2 separate regions of the Mus musculus genome follow, and region 1 is linked to region 2. The links are chromatin loops, found by intact Hi-C in ENCODE. Cell type or tissue: heart. All regions are shown on one strand. Links, peaks and the distances in the headings refer to the core of each region. The heading gives the core; the rest is flanking DNA.

Region 1 (5,378 bases), core at 260-5,259, 180 kb before region 2:
GCGTGGTGGAAAGAGTAAGAGAGGACTTAGAGGTGCTGAATCATTCTTAATTCTGAGATCCTACTGAAAAGTCTTAGGTCTTCAACCCTAGGTAACCTGTGGGTGGAAGGAAGTAACATACACGTATGTGTGCAGCAAGCACGTGCATGTGGATCGATCCATCTTCAAATTGATAACTGGGAAGCGGGCCAACAAATTAATGGTGTCACCAAGTCATCTTTTAAAAGAGACTGCTTGGATGTTTCAAGATGGCGGTTGATGGCGAGGGGGAGGGGGGATGCAGGCTACGGGATGGCGTGGAAGGAAGAAAAGAAAGGTTCATAACTTACTGTAAACAGATAATAAACCTTGACGTCATATAAAAACCAAAGTTAAAAAAAAAGTCTCCTGACTGCAGATTTTTAGCAATTATATCTTAAAATGACTATATTTCCAAACTGGAGCTATGTTGATGGTGATCGCCAGCAAAGCAAGGTGAGGGGCAGTGAGGTGATGAGTCAGCAGATACAGGTGCCTGCTGTGCAAAGCCAGCAGCATGAGTTCCAGCCCCACAACCCACATAAAGGCGGAGGGAGAAAACTAACCGCACAGAGCTGTCCTCTGACCCCCACGCACGCGTGCCAAGGAACAGTTGCCCTGACCACCACCTGCCCAATGTACCCACAAACTAAGCACTAAGGGCAGGTGTACTCAAAGAAGTTTCCAAAGAGTGTTACACGGAGTATTAAAATGTAAATGAGGCATCCAAAAGATGGAGACTGACTGGATGGCAGAAGTCTCTCAGAAGACCTGCGCATCTGAGGCAGTGAGGACTTTGGACTTTATAAGTGGTGATGAGTTAAACACTGGAGGCAGGAACTGTTAAGAGAGGCCACCCAGCCTACATTATACTAGGCAACATAAAGAGCTCAAAGCCATCAGGTCCCACCTCTGTTAGATTTACCTGGAACTCAGTGTTTTATTCTCACACAAAGATGTTTCCACTTCCTGACCCATTTCTAAAGGTCCTCGCTGCTCTCTATCACCAAATTCTGAAATTGGTTGGTTTTTCCTTTAAGTTGTTTGGTTGTTCAACACGTTTCTGTAAAACTATCTTAAATCCACCCGAGCGAACTCTTGCTCACAAACACGTGCTGGAAAACAGCCAACAGGCAATGTTGCCATCCGGGCGTGGCTATGAAATCATTTGAGAGGCTGAGGCAGGAGGACTGCCACTAGTTGGGCTAGCTAGTGAGTTCCAAACCAGCCCTGGGCTACAGAGTGAGACCCAGTCTTAAAACAAGTAAGCAAATTAATTAATTAACAACCCTAAACAATAACAAAACAAAAGGAACAGAAGTAAAATACAATAATGAGAGCAAGACACAAAGGTAAAGGCTGTGATGGGCAGGGCAGGGTCAAATATTCCAGTCTCAAACTAAGCATCCCTATAAAATGCAGTATATCTAGAGCTTTACAGTGGACTCGACAGAAAGAGTGCAAGGAACGCTTACTTAAGCCTTTTCCTACATCCGTGCAGAACTTCTAACTCCAATGTTTGTTTATCCAACTGAGTCCACAGGCAGTAAACTGTGAGAAAGGGAGACAGGACTCCAGGAGCTTTGCCTATCCCTCCATTCGTGCTTCTGCTCCGGTTCTCTCTGTCTGGAAGAGAGCTACATGCATGGCTCTCTGCATTAGCTAGGCGGTGTCCCAGGCGCTGCCGCAGGACTCTGGGTACCAGACCTGGTGGCCCGGGTGGAAGCTGGTATCAAGGCCAACACTGGGCGGGGAACCTAGAACCTAGGTTTGCCCTGCTTCAAAGCAGGTCCCGACTTCCCCACTCTGGGACCTGGGATCTAGGGGTGTGTAAAGTGGCTTAAGAAGCCTGGCCGTGGTCAATTCTTACGGATGCCCCACCGGCCATCCCCCAGGCTGCCAGCCCACCGGAAGAGAGAAGAAAGACTAGAGAACGGCGGTCAGGGCAGATATGATGGTTGCAGAAGGGCTGGCTAGGTCGCCGCCCTTAGAGACCCTCCACAAAGATGCCAGCCCCGCCCCGGTGCAAAAGACCCCAGAGACTGCACAGGGCTGCGCTCGAGTTTGCAGATGGGCTGTACCGGCGGGAAGTTGTGGCAGGCGGAAACCGCCGGGACGCCCCATCTCCATCCCGCCCCACCCGGGCAGGTGGCTGCAGCTTACCTTGGTGGCGGGGTCCGCGTCAGCGGGATCTCCAGCTGCTCCCGACGCTTCCGCTGCGGGCCCATGGCCACTGAGCTCCAGCTCGCTCGGCGTGTCGCTCTCCGCCGGCTGCTCGGGGCTCCGCTGCTCGGTGGAACTGCCTGCACCCATGGCTCAGTGGCTTTCCTACTCTCGCCGGCTAGCCGTCTTCCTGGGACCGCGGAGAAGCAGAGGGGCGAGGAGATGTGCGCCCAGGACCACAGGGACTAAGGGGTGAGGAGCACCCGCTCTCCACGATCCTGCTGAGAACACACCCGGACTGAGAATGAAGGGGACGCGCTCGTGGCAAACTCCTTAAAAGAAAAAAAAAAAAAAAAAGCCACCTCGTAGCCTCCTCCCCCCTCCTTGTTTTTCCCTCCCTTCATCACATGAGCACAGCCCAGACACGCCTTGCAGCATCTCCCCCTAGGCTGCTAGGACCAGAGGCTCCGACACCAGGCCCCCAGCAGCCCACCCCGCCCCCAGGGCTTCTCGGGTCATTAAAGGGGGACGAGGGGTTTGGGGTCTGTCCCAGGGCTGCAGAAGGTTCAGGAGCAGCAAAGAAGGGGGCGGGGGCAAAAGCTTTGTTTTTTTAATGTAATGATTGATAACCCAAGGTTGGATCTTCTGCAGACTAAGGATTTACATTTGACCAGGCGGGAACCCAAATCCCCATTTGCTTTTCTTCAGGTTGGGTTTGACTTTAAGCATTTGTTTCTAGCTTTCTCTCCTTCAGCCGGAGAAAGGAAGCCCTCCTGGGCTGCTCCTGAGCCTGGCCATATTAGGGCGGCTCACGTGGCAGGAGCTGGGAAACCCAGAGGTTGATGCAGTCAGGCCACCGCTGAGGTGGGCCCAGCGTCCCCATGATCCCAGCCAGTGATGTCAGCTGATGCCATCAACAGAACTCGCCGCCCTCTTTCCCCGGGGAACGCGCGGGGAAATGAAGCTGTTACTGGAAATGTGCCTGTCCTTTGAGCGTCTGATGCTGAAGGTTACACATCCAGGCCATTCGTCTCTCTCCCGACGCTTAAACACCACATTGGCTTAGGTCTGCTTAGTCGCCATCGGCATTATCAAAACACGAAGATTTCTCTCGTACTAGCAAAGAAAGGGCCTGTCTGTTTTCTTCCTCCACTTGATTAAATACTCATTGTATTAACATGGCAGCCAATAAGTCTTAAATTGAAATTTTGTTAGATTACCCGTCACTAAGCATTAAAATGCTAGGGGGAAAAGATGAAATGATGTCAGGTGAGCCCGGTGCCATGATTCGTGTCTGAAATCCTGATGCTTCAGTGGCTGAAGTTGGAGGGTTAGCTTGAGCCTGAGGCCTGCATGGGGTAGGTAGTGAGTGAGTTTCAGCCAAGTCTGAGAGCCACAAAGCGAGGCTCTGTGGATGAGTGAAGGAATTAGTGATTTAAAATCAGTAAGAGCATTGAATCTAGATGCCAGATAAATATCTTGTCCCTAGATTTGATACAGGTTACTTGAGTATCAATGAAAACATTAATTTAGCTAATAACACTTGGTCCTTATTCATGGTCATTTAAGTGTTTATTGGGAACAACTCGGTTTTTCAGGATAAAATTTGGTTTCTCCACTTATTTCGGAAGGCCAGTTTCTTTGGGGTTCATTCATTTAGAAACAGACTTTCAAGTTGCTTTTAGTTATTTGTAAGTGTGTCACCTATCTCAATTTGTCTTGTTTGTTGAGAAAGAATTTCTCACAATCTAGTTCAGGCTAGCCATAAGTGTTGTAGCCAAGTCTCTGGAGGGAAGACAGTATAGACTTGTGAGACTGAGACCACACCCTACTTCAATTTAATTTTTGAATATTTAGAGAACATTAGCATCTCCCCTCCCCCACCCCTTACAGTGCTGAGGGGTGGGGGATGGAACCCAAGGCCTTGTGCACTCTGAGACAAACACTCTAGCTTTGAACCATGTCTCTGGCCCAAACTTGAAAGTTCTCATTTTGTATCAGGTACTATTCAAAAAACAAAACAAAGAACAAAAAAACATTGCGTATATCATCGTATGTAATCCTTATAACAACCCAATGGCATACAGATTACCAATAGAGAAAGGGAAGGGGATTAACCAAAGAAGGCAAATTTTTGTGTATCCAAGGATTCATAGTCGGTAGATGGATATGAGGGAGGGATCCAGTGAGCATGTGACTTTAAGGTCCACCCTAGTCCTTCCTCAGGATGGTAGGAACTTAAAAACGCTGCTGAAACAGCCTGGGTGTGGCTTTGATGCAGAGCCTAGGATTAAGGGCATTGAGTTCTATCCCCACAGCAAAAGCAGGGGAGAACAATAAAGTCAGCACATTTGAAAATAGAGGAGGAGGCACTGTTTGTCCCACCGATTTGATACAAATAGTATCAACGTTCCCCCATTTTGTGAGATTGTATTATTCAAGTTCCTGGGAAATTCTTCACAAAGCTTTTCACATCCACTAGCCTTGAAATGTTCAGAAAGATTGCAAGGTCAAAGATTTCCAGCTAGCAGTATCCAGTCTAGGGCTGAGGAAGGCCTTGCCTGGGCCTGCTTGGAGCACAAGCTGTTTCCCTTATGCTTATTGTCCAGGCTATAAAAATGTGTGTTTTCTTACTTTTGAAAATTAAAATCGAGGGGATGAAGAATTGGGCCAGTCAGGTGGTGCAGGAGTCCACAGGACATGAATTCAGATCCCCAGATCATGACATCTAGTGAGGTGGGCTTGTGACCCGCAGTCCCAGCAAGGAGAATGGAGAAACTGGGGGATCCTTGAAGCACCTTGGCCAGCCTGGACAAATCAGTGAGAGACCATGTTTAAAACAAAAACAGCCAGGTGTGGTGGCACATGTCTTTAATCCCAGCACTCGGGAGGCAGAGACAGGCAGATTTCTGAGTTCCAGGCCAGCCTGGTCTACAAAGTGAGTTCCAGGATAGCCAGGGCTATACAGAGAAACCCTGTCTCGAAAAACCAAAAAAAAAAAAAAAAAAAAAAAAAAAAAAAAAAAAAAAAAAAAAGAAAAGAAAAGAAAAGAAAAGAAAAAGAACCAATCATCCAAAACACCTGGAGAACAAATGAGAAAGGCACCTGCATAGACCTCTGGCCCTACATGGCCGCACATGGCCCCATGTGCATGTGCACTCACACACACACACACACACACACACACACACACACAC
Region 2 (5,378 bases), core at 74-5,073:
CCTGCCTGAAGTCCATGGTGTATCAGTTATGTACCTTACAAATAAATACAGCTCTGATATGTCAACATATGACAATTTTGAAAAAGGTATAGACACTTAGGAAAGAAAAATAATTAAAATAAAAGTGAAACACACATACAAAAAGGAAGGGCTCCTTTGAGAGTGGGGGTGGGGTGGGTCAAGCTTTGTAGAACTCAGATTTTTGTTTTCCTGAGACAGGGTCCCATGTAGCTCTGACTGTGCGGTGGTGGCACGAGCCTTTATTCGCAGCACATGGGAGGCAGAGGCAGGCAGATCTCTTCTCTGAGTTTGAGGCCAGCCTGGTCTACAGAGCGAGTTCCAGGACAGCCAGGGCTATACAGAGAAACCCTGTCTCAAAAAACCAAAACAACAGAACCATTGGTTTTGAACTTACTATGGACTGGAGATCAACTTTGAATTCCCAAATGTGCCTCTTCCACCAAGGCTGAGTGCCAACATTAGTTTAAAAATGAATTATAAGGCTAGATATAGTGACACATGCTTGCAATCCAAGAACTAAGGAGGTAGAGGCAGGAGGGATTAGAAATTTAAGGCCACCCTTAGCTACAAGGTCAGCCAGGATTATAGGAGAGCTTGTCTTAGAAGACCAAACACCAAAACCTACCTGCCCCCATGAGAAAGAGAGAAACCACGCCAGAAAACCTAGTATTCCCATTGCTGGTTATACAGCCCAACACCACACACACACACACACACACACACACACACACACACACACACACAGAGCATACACGTAGTAAAGACAATATCCAGTATTAAAAGCAATGAGGATTCTCACATGTGCTATGACATCATCCATGGACTGTGTGAAACAAGCCACAGATAAAAAAGAAACGACTATTTTGGCAAGATCACATTCATAAGCGGTATCTAAAAAGTCAAATTCTGAGACATAAAGTAGGATGGTGGTTCACTGAAGGATCTGTTGGAAGGGGGGGTGGGGGTGGGGGACTGTTAAATGGATACCAAGCTTCAGTGTTCTAAGATGAGAATAGCCCTAGAAACCGGTTGCATAATGATGTGAATGTACTCAATATCACGATTTGTAAATGGTAACATATTTTACTACAAGGAAAAGCTATGTAAGATATTGGGCAAGAAAACCACTGTGAGGGTTGATGAGATGACTTTGTGGACAAAGGTGCCTGCTGCTGAGTCTCGCCTGCTCGTGGTTCCATCCCTGGAACCTACGTGGTGGGAGGCCAGAACTGACTTGCACAAACTGACCTCTGATTTTTGCATGCATGCTGTGACTTGTGTGTGGCCACACATATCACACACACACACACACACACACACACACACACACACACACACACCACACAAAAGAACCATAGGAGATACAAGAAGCATGCCTTGTAATTGAGTAGCTTTGATACTGTTCAAAAGCCTTGTTGTTGGAAGGTCAATCCCTGTGAGCATAGCTTCCCACCCAGAGCCATCCCCTCCCTTGGGCCCAATGTTTGAAAGCAGAAGGGCACATCAGATGGCTAACGCCTTTAGTCATGAGCTTCCTTCACTGTTGAATCTCCAAGAAGACCACATAAGATGGGTCATATAAACAGTGCTTTAAGCGCTGGCCTTCTACAAGATACGAGAGCTGCCACTCCACTGGTAGATGCGACTTACCTGAACATCATACAGGAACTGGAAGCGGCTTCTTTTATTCGCAGCTTCTCTCACAGCCCGGGCCAAGTCCACAGATCCTTTCCCTCCAGCCGACCAGTGATAGCAGGGGACCGCATCAAAGGCACCGGCCCGTTTAGCGAGCTCACACACCAAGTCAATCTCTGCACGGGTGTCCGTCCTGGTGATGAGAACGTTTGTGGATTCTGCATCTGTATTCACTTAGTGATGTTTTGAGAGAAAGACTAACGGTTTATATAGAACTTCACTCCCTAACACTGAATATATTGAGAACATCAAAAGTGGTCACGTGTTTAAATAAATCAGACACGATGAAAAAGCATGTAGAAAGAATCCCCTTTAACATGACTCAAGTGTTGTTTTCTTTGATTTGTTTTTGAGACAGGGTTTCTCTGTGTAAACCTTGGCTCTTCTGGATTTGCTCTGTAGTACCAGGCTGGCCTCAAATTTACAGAGAGCTGTCTGCCTCTGCCTCTGGAGCGTTTGGGATTAAAGGTATGTGCACCACCACACCCAACCTTATTATGGGTTTTTAATCAAGAAGTTACATAACACCTCCTTTTGATCATTCATTCAGTCTATCAGACAGAATCACTGGGTAGAACAGGAAAAACCAAAATACCCCCTCCCCCAAAACCAGACAGGTGCTCATTGACTCTGTGTGTTTAATTTCCACAGTAACACTAGAGAACACATTGGGGAAAATGAAACCAAATCAAACAAACTGAATTCTGTGTCTTTCACAGAAAGCTGGACTCACTTGAAGACATTCAGTGCCACCACCACCGGCACCCCGAAGAGCTGAGCGATCTGAATTTGCTTCTGTAGGTTGCAGCAGCCATCAGCTACCAGCTGAATGTTCTGGAAGGAAACCACCAGCAGCTGTGTCATTATGTCTTACCTAACCCCCCCCCACCCCAAGCTAGACCCAGCCTCACCACACTGACAACTTTTGTTTCTATCTTTTCTTTGCCGGAGACAGGTTTAAAAGGAGACCCAAGTCACCTTGTGTTTCCAAGAAAGATGATTACAGATAGAGGTGATTCATGGTCAAGGTAGGTTCTAAAACTATTCTGGGTCCAAGCACATGTATCTGAGACTGGGGCCAGGCAACTACTGCTATGTAAGACTAACAGAATGTAGGCAAGCCCACTCTCTGCAGCTAGGGAGCAAAAGACCCCGGGATGCTGAAGGGGTCCTGCCTCTTCTGGTTTAAACCCATGGCACCACCTGTAGGAGCTAAGTGGTACTGTCACCATCTAACCAGTTTGTCTGCAGGACAGATACTGATTGCATTCCTATAAGTCATAAAAACACGTGTGCATCTCCCAAGAGACAACTTTTGCTACAACAAAAGGAGACATAGGTAAAAGCTTCCCTCATCTCTGGGCTCGGATAGCTGTCTTGTGAGTAGAGGACAGCAAATAAGTCTATATTTACCTTTTCTTCAGCTTCAAGAGTTAAATGAAAGGGTTTCATCCTTTTATCCCATCCATTTTCATGGGACTTTTTAAAAATGAAATTCTAGTGTGTGTGCATGCACGCACGCATGTGGGGCGAACCTTGGCTATTCTTCAGGTACCTTTCTTTTGGAGGCAGAGTCTCTCCCTGGCCTACAGCTCATGAAGAAGGCTGGCTGGCCATCGAGCCCCGGAGACCTACTTGTCTCTGCCTCCCTAGCGTTGAGAAAGCAAGTGTTTGTCACTATGTTTTGTTTTTTACTCGGGTGCTAGGGATGGAACTCAGGTTCTCACGCTTGCGAGGTGGTTACCCACTGAGCCATCTCCTCCGTCCAGAGAAGTACATTTCTAAGTTGTACACTCACGGACAGTCAACTGGAAGCTACTCACTGGCTGCACTGGACCATTAGTTCTTCTTACCTCCTCTGTATATTCTTTCTTGAGAGGAACCCCAGCAGTTACCTGAAATAAAGAGACAGAAATTAAGATCCATCCTACGAATTAGGAAAAAAAAAAGTTCTTCCCTATAGCAATAGGTCTGCTTTAAAAGGAGAAGTCTACTCAACTTTGAATAAATCAAGTACTGTAATTTTTACACAAACCTTCCCTAGTTAAGAAAAAAAAGTTCAAAATTTTAATTTTTGTATATCTAACATCTTACTCATATAAATGCGGGAGGGGAGACCCGACTCAAAACATTAGAAAACTGACTAGTAAAATCCAGTTATTTGTAAAGCAGATATAGCTGCCTAAACCAGGCTTGTTCTGGCAAGGCACAAATTTAAGCAAGCCTTACAATCTCAAAGAGAACACTCAAATTGTCATCTTAAAAGATGGAAGAAAAGCCTGCATCAGTTTCTATGCTAATTTGGCCAATTAAAAATAGAAGGTAATCCCTTAGGCCTCATTACAAATGTATCCCAAGCCTTGCACGCACTCAGCAATGAGCTGTTTAAACAACCCCCTTGAAGATGAGGACTAAGAAGACGCCTACATCCAACACGGCATTGCAATTACCAGGGAAGCCCTTGCCAGGGACAAGGGAAGAAACCATACAGACTGGAAGGGAAAAAAAGGAACTCATTTTGAGCAATGAATGGCAGCCCAGAATCCCCCAAAGATGTGGTAGGCTAAATCAATACAATTAAGTGAATTCAGACAGGATAGTGACAAAATAACATATAAAAACAGAAATAATCTGTTATTTAAAGATAGAAAGCATATACGGGAACAGATCTGTACGAAGATATAGAAGATCTTTATGTAATAAGCAATAACTTCCATTGGAATATATTCAAACAGAACTATGAAGAGGTGTCTAACGTCCTTTGAATAGAGATCCCAAAGAGACTGCAGAACCTATAAGCTAATTCTCAAATACACACAGGGTTTTGAGCCTGTAGTTCACTGAAATAGAGCTAGTCTTATGTAGGCTGGATACTGCAAACCTCAAAAAGTAAAATAAGTCCATTGGTAAAATGCAGATATCCTTGAAAAGGGTCACTTGTAGGTCAAATGTGAAGGAACAGCCTGGCTTGGGATCTCCGCAGTACGTTGGCACAAAGAGACCTAACTAGGCCAGCTCAACTGAAGGGAGATCCCAGAAAGAGGTTTGCACATATTTGGGAAAATGCAGTCATTCCACCCTGGGTCAAAAAAAAAATTTGATATTAAATTTTGTCAATGCCCTACACTCCAAAACACGTGGTTTACTCCAAGTGTTAACTTGTGGAGAATTTAGGGTATCTGGATATTTATTTGGTCAAGCATTATTGTATGTGATTTTTGTAAGGATAATTTTTGATGAGATCTACTGATTTATGGATATATAACATAGACTGGCCTCCTCTAAGCCAAGGAGACTTTTCCATCAGACTGCCATTGGACTGGACCTACACAAGCCATGGCTCCTGAGTTCCCAGGGGAATAAGTAGATCCTGGATTCTGCACTGGCACGCTTTATAATCACGTGACCTGGTTCCTTATTCCCTTTTACCTCCTACCACACATCTACACACCCAGTGACCTCTGCTGCCTGAGAAACCTGATTACTGTAGTGCAATTAAAGGGTTAACTGGGAAAAGATTGTGTAGATTCAGAATATTCGAATGTCAGTTCTTATACCGCACCAAGAACGGTTAGTGTGCTGGAAGACAGGCTACGGATTTAAAATGCCAGTGGCATAGCAGTTAAATATTCATACATGGGCTGGATCTAGGCCTCTCCACT

The links. Hi-C counts contacts between places; a loop is a spot of excess contacts. Peaks named below come from ENCODE experiments on the same cell type or tissue, not always from the same donor. Only the 100,000 strongest peaks of a DNase experiment are listed, where the experiment ranks them.
Region 1: it touches region 2 in a loop (1.9-fold over the local background); 3 of 42 quality-filtered maps call a loop at or near these places.

What each region holds. Positions count from the first base shown.
Region 1 is chr10:4,263,472-4,268,849 of GRCm38, reverse strand. It overlaps Akap12 (A kinase (PRKA) anchor protein (gravin) 12), which reads right to left and starts at 2,521. Exons shown (of 4, transcript NM_031185.3): 1 at 2,182-2,521. The coding sequence starts at 2,331. In heart, for the core only: no CTCF peak of the experiment used is centred there; DNase peaks (open chromatin) are centred at 1,849, 2,539 and 3,079; H3K4me3 peaks cover 2,624 bases; H3K27ac peaks cover 2,026 bases.
Region 2 is chr10:4,086,467-4,091,844 of GRCm38, reverse strand. Mthfd1l (methylenetetrahydrofolate dehydrogenase (NADP+ dependent) 1-like) reads right to left here. Exons shown (of 28, transcript NM_172308.4): 22 at 3,570-3,611; 23 at 2,450-2,550; 24 at 1,672-1,849. It overlaps Gm40591 (a long non-coding RNA gene), which reads left to right and starts at 2,546. Exons shown (of 5, transcript XR_003948987.1): 1 at 2,546-2,744. In heart, for the core only: a CTCF peak has its summit at 2,911; no DNase peak of the experiment used is centred there.